2 separate regions of the Homo sapiens genome follow, and region 1 is linked to region 2. A link is an interaction called in ENCODE POLR2A ChIA-PET data of the cell type or tissue named here. Cell type or tissue: PC-9. All regions are shown on one strand. Each heading gives the region's core, and the rest is flanking DNA. Links, peaks and the distances in the headings are about the cores only.

What was found. Peaks named below come from ENCODE experiments on the same cell type or tissue, not always from the same donor. Only the 100,000 strongest peaks of a DNase experiment are listed, where the experiment ranks them.
Region 1: POLR2A ChIA-PET joins it to region 2 with 18 read pairs; 4 of 35 experiments call an interaction of 5 or more read pairs at or near these places.

Annotation. Positions count from the first base shown.
Region 1 is chr15:41,959,243-41,962,151 of GRCh38, reverse strand. All of the region lies in intron 1 of EHD4 (EH domain containing 4), which reads left to right. Among named protein-coding and RNA genes, the nearest start is that of EHD4, 12 kb to the left of the region's middle. In PC-9, for the core only: no CTCF peak of the experiment used is centred there; no DNase peak of the experiment used is centred there; H3K27ac peaks cover 489 bases.
Region 2 is chr15:41,869,787-41,872,695 of GRCh38, reverse strand. SPTBN5 (spectrin beta, non-erythrocytic 5) reads left to right here. Exons shown (of 68, transcript NM_016642.4): 27 at 237-394; 28 at 779-914; 29 at 1,176-1,321; 30 at 2,136-2,250; 31 at 2,343-2,453; 32 at 2,676-2,855. Among named protein-coding and RNA genes, the nearest start is that of MIR4310, 4.7 kb to the right of the region's middle. RefSeq lists a silencer at 2,682-2,909. In PC-9, for the core only: no CTCF peak of the experiment used is centred there; no DNase peak of the experiment used is centred there.

The DNA of each region.
Region 1 (2,909 bases), core at 122-2,621, 90 kb before region 2:
GCAGCTCACCATTGCTTTAACGCAGACCTTCTTGGAAAAGTGATTGATTTACTCATACAGGTCCTATGGAGCTCTTATTAATGTATTAGGTATTTTATGCCCTGTTGCTCTTATGAATGGGCTTTTTATTTCTCTTATTTTTTTTGGCAGGGTATTGCTGATATGTAAGGAAGCTACTGAGTTGTACATTTTTGTTTTATATCTGGTCATTTGACTCAAGAAGTTATTCTGACAGCTTGTCAGTAGATTCTCTTAGGTTTTCTAGATAGATAACTGTATCAGTTACCTTCATGATTACTTTGTCTCCCCTTCTGTTCCATATTTCATAATACCAGGAAGTAGGCATTCATATCAAGCTTCTAATCTTAATGGTATTGCCTATGTTATTTCACCTTAAGAGATTATGTCAGCTGGTGGCTTCTTATCTATAAATTAATTGCATTAAGAAATTATCTATTACTAGTTTTAAAAGGATTTCATTTAAATGATTCTATTTGGAGAAAAAAACAAAATGGATATGGAGTTTGTTAGATGCCTTTTAGCCTTTTCCTTTAACCTATGTTCTGTGGAATGCAGTTGTGGGAGATCATTCGTAAGTGTTCAAAGAAAATAAAAGGGTTCCATAGTCAAGTAACTTTGGGATATGCTGTGTTCCATAACCTCCTCATGACGATTTACAGTACTCCCAGATCAAAGAGTTTACAACCTAAAGTCTGTTGTCATACTCCTAAATTACAAGTTACAACATCAAAAACACTCAATAAATAGTCATTGCATGACTGAAAGACTGGAAGAACAAATAGAACTGTAAGAAACTGATTTGATTCTAGTGAAATTCCCCTCCCTTTCTTTCACCCTCCTCCCAAAACAGCATGGAAGGTGGAGTGGAGCAACTTACAGGTAATGGCAGTGGGTAGACAGCAGTGTGCTTTCAAGCACATCTCAGCCCTGAGGAGTATAAATCCCATCCATAGCTGGAAAAATAGCCTGAGATACGAAAAGTTTTACCCAGCAAATTCCAGTTTATTGGTTCAATGACCTAATGTCCATTCCCTTAGTAGGCACAGCAGTTTCAAAGGTGACATCATCTGAACAAACAGTCCTGGTGATAACATGTCAATGATTTAACTAAAGGAAAAATGAAAATAAAACTTAGTTTTCACATTTAAAATGTAAGTGAGGCTGGCGCGGTGGCTCACACCTCTAATCCCAGCATTTTGGAAGGCTGAGGCGGGCAGATCACCTGAGGTCAGGAGTTTGAGACCAGCCTGGACAACATGGTAAAACCCCGTCTCTACTAAAAATACAAAAATTAGCCCAGTGTGTGGCGGACGCCTGTAATCCCAGCTACTTGGGAGGCTGAGGCAGGAGAATCACTTGAACCCAGGAGGCAGAGGTTGCAGTGAGCTGAGATCATGCCACTGCACTCCAGCCTGGGTGACAAAGCAAGACTCCATCTCAAAAAAAAAAAAAAAAAAAAATGTAAGTGAAGATCAGCCTAACTTAGTTTTTCAGTAATTCAAAGGAGACTTTTTTAAGTAGATGAGATGTTTGTTCAGGGATGTTTATCTCAGCATTATTTATAACAGCAAAAAATAGAAAGCTATTTAAATGCCTAACAGGAAATGACAAAATAAATTGATACATATTCAACTTAGAATAGTATGCAGCCATTAAAAATCATGTTTTCAAAGAATTTTTAATGGTATGAGGAAAGACTAATGGTGAAAAATCAAGATGCAAAATTGTTTAACTTTTATCTCAATTTTATAAAGGAAAATTACATTTACTGAAAAATGATGGGATGGAAATACATCAAAATGTTAAAAGTAGTCATTACCCAGTATTAATGTGGTCTCCTGTAAGCTATTTAACTTGGCATAAGCAGTTTTCTCCTCTATAAACTAGGAATAAAAATACCTGCTCCCATGGCAGTGAGGATGAAATAAGCTGAATGTGTGAAATGCATTATAAACTGTACAGTACGGCTTCAGAGTAACCTGTCATTTGTTAGTATCTAGAAGCAGTGATAGTGCAGGTCATACTGTTTTGCTAGGAAATATTTATATATCTTGGCCTATCTTGTAAGACTTTGGAAGTAATAAATGCTTGATTCTCCCACTTACTTTTCCTGGTGTGAAACACAAGGATAGATTAAACAATAGAAACTGCTTTTTTTTTTTTTTTTTTGAGGTGGAGTCTCACCCAGTCTGGAATGCAGTGGTGCAATTTTGGCTCACTGCAACCTCCGCCTCCCAGGTTCAAGCAATTCTCCTGCCTCATCCTCCCGAGTAGCTGGGATTACAGGTGCGCACCACCACGCCCGGCTAATTTTTGTGCTTTTAGTAGAGACGGGGTTTCACCGTGTTTGCCACAGGGTGGCCTTGAACTCCTGACCTCACATGATCCATCCACCTCAGCCTCTCAAAGTGCTGGGATTACAGGTGTGAGCCACCGTGCCCGGCCAGAAACTGCTCTTAAAACATCTTTCCAGGCTCAAATCAAATCAGAGTAGAAGTAGTAACTCTTCCTTTTCATCCCTCTCCTAGTGAAATAGTGGATCAAGTAAGTATTCTGAAGAAAAATATATTACATGAAACTTTCCAAAACTTATTTTAAAAATGTTTCAGGCAATAGCAATGAATTGAACCCCCAAACTCCATGCACAGATGCCAAGGTATGCACGAACATATTTTAAGATCTCGTTTATCATCACACAAACCATTTCTTTTTTTTTTTTTTTTTTTTTTTTTTTTGAGACAAAGTCTTGCTCTGTCACCCAGGCTGGAGTGCAGTGGCACGATCTCGGCTCACTGCAAGCTCAGCCTCCCGGGTTCACGCCATTCTCCTGCCTCAGCCTCCCGAGTAGCTGGGACTACAGGCGCCCGCCACCATGCCTGGCTAATTTT
Region 2 (2,909 bases), core at 185-2,684:
TAATGAGCCCTCAGTGGGCACAGACCAGGTGTTCACTTTATGGAACAATAAGTACTTACTCCATCAGTAATGGGTAGATGGATGCTGGGTGGGTGGATGAATGAGTTGAGGTAGATGGATGGGCGTGTGAGTGGTGGGTGAATGGATGAGGATTGGTGACTGGATGGGTGGGGGACGGACAGGTGGGTGGATGAGTCACCCAGGCTGAGCCTGGCATGGGTCCTCATGCATCATAGGCTCTACAGGAGGAACTAGCCATTTACTGGAGCTCCATGGAGGAGCTTGACCAGACGGCCCAAACCCTCACTGGCCCCGAAGTCCCTGAGCAGCAGCGTGTGGTGCAGGAGAGGCTCCGGGAGCAGCTGCGGGCACTGCAGGAGTTGGCGGCCACACGGTGAGGACACCATAACCCCTCTCATCAGTGGGTACAGGAGGCCTAGCCACAGCTGACTGTTCCCATGCCATGGCCCAAAGTCAATCAGAACCCATGACCCCAGGCTGTAGAGATGCATTGGGAAAAGGGTGTGTGTTGCTCACCTCTTTCCATAAATTCTTCAGTGAGGCCCCACAACTCCCTGCAGTCCATCTCCCCACGTCCACACCCTCCTCTGCCCCTACACCTGCACTGCTGTGTCTACTACTCCCTGAATCGTGAGCCGCAGGCTTGGACAGAGACCATGAGTAACCCCAGTTTTCAGATTGGCCCCTCTGGCTGGCCCGACTGGCCCCCAGGGGGGTGGGCAACTCACTTCTGGGGAACCACGGACTGTTACCACAGGGACCGGGAACTGGAGGGGACCCTGAGGCTGCATGAGTTCCTGAGGGAGGCTGAGGACCTGCAGGGCTGGCTGGCAAGCCAGAAGCAGGCAGCCAAAGGAGGGGAGAGCCTGGGAGAGGACCCCGAGCACGCCCTGGTGAGAAGAGGGCCAGGGTCAAGGAGGGTGCCCTGAGGCAGAGCCTATGGGGTGGGGAAGCTGGCTCTGGCGGGGCGGAGGAAGAAGGTGGCAGCAGAGCGGTGAGCCCTGGCTGAGGTGGGGCCTCCTCAGTGGAGCGGGCAGACGCCGTGGCTATCCAAGCCCACATCACCCAGTTGGGCACTGAGGTGCCTCGATTCCCAGGCTGCTTGACGCCTAACCAGCTGGGGGCTACCCTGTCACCCACTCCCCTCTTCTCAGCACCTCTGCACCAAGTTTGCAAAGTTTCAGCACCAAGTGGAGATGGGCAGCCAGCGGGTGGCCGCCTGCCGGCTGCTGGCGGAGAGCCTGCTAGAGCGTGGGCACAGTGCTGGCCCCATGGTCCGTCAGAGGCAGCAGGATCTGCAGTGAGTGCCCAACGGGCCAGGCCAGCATGGGGTTTGGGGGAAGGAGCTGGGCAGGCAGGGCCCAGAGTGGTAAGAGAGGATGGCATGCTGTGAGGGCCACACTGGCCCTGGCTGCCCACGGGGCTCTGCAGGGGGCCTAGCTCCAGAGAAGCTGAGCCCGCCACAGGCTCTGGTCTGTGAAGGAAGGTGAGGCTGGGTGTGCAGGTCAGAGTCCTGCCCCCAGGATTGAGAGCAGGAGCTGTGGGAAGATGGTGGGGCCAGACATCAGGGCCTTCCCCTGAGCTACCCCAGCTCCTGTGCTCACTCGGGACAGCCCATGCCTCGTGTGGTTCCTAGCTGTCCACTTGGCTGATTTGGATCCACTCCCAGCCTGTGAGCTTTGAGGCAAGGTCATGACTTGCTCATAACCCCTAGCCCAGAGCCTGGCCTGGCAGAAGCCTTAGGAGCTCAGCCAGTTGCAGAGTTAGCGAGGAACGGAGAGATGTGGCCTCTGCCCACAAAGCGTCTGTGATCATAACCTGGGTGACGCACTGTGAGTCAAAGCACAGGATGTAAAGAGTATCACAGCACAGATACCATGCAGTGCCGAGCATTACAGCAGCAAAGCACTGAATTCATGGTAAAGCTAGAAGACAGGCTCCCAGGAAGAAGGTGCGTAGGCAGGGCCACAGGCGGGAGAGGTTTTAAGAAGGAGGAGCTTTGGGCAAGTCCCGATACAACTCAGAGAGGAGCGGGCTGACCAGACCTAGCGGGAGGGAGGAATGACACGGCCCGGCAGCTGATCCCCGGCTGGTCTTCCACACGCCGTGGGCAGGACCGCCTGGTCGGAGCTGTGGGAGCTGACCCAGGCCCGAGGCCACGCGCTCCGAGACACCGAGACCACCCTCAGAGTTCACAGAGATCTCTTGGAAGTCCTCACCCAGGTCCAGGTGTGAGCCGGAGGGGTGGCTAGAAGTGGATACACTCCAGGCTCAGTGCCCACGCTCCATCCCTCATCTCCTCGGCATTCTCCCTTCCTCAGGAGAAAGCCACGAGCCTCCCCAACAATGTGGCACGGGACCTGTGTGGGCTGGAGGCGCAGCTGAGAAGCCACCAGGGGCTGGAGCGAGAACTCGTGGGCACCGAGCGGCAGGTGAGCCCAGCTGGCTGCCTCTCCGACCCAGGCCCCTGCAGCCCCCTCAGGCTGGCCTGCCTGTTCCTCTAGATTTTCCACTGTCCCTCAGGGCCTCCCATGGGCCTCCTGTGCATGGCAGGACGTGGCCCAAGGGGGCCAGAGTTCCCAGGCAAGGGATACATCTGTGGGATAATCAGGAGGACATGACCCTTGCCTCCCTATTCCCTGCCCCTCCCGCAGCTGCAGGAACTGCTGGAGACTGCAGGCAGGGTGCAGAAGCTGTGTCCGGGGCCTCAGGCCCATGCGGTGCAGCAGAGGCAGCAAGCTGTGACGCAGGCGTGGGCAGTGCTGCAGCGACGCATGGAGCAGCGCAGGGCCCAGCTGGAGCGGGCACGCCTCCTGGCCCGCTTCCGCACGGCGGTGAGGGCTCCTGCCCTTTGGGTGGTGTGTGTGTGCATGTGTGTGTGCTGCACC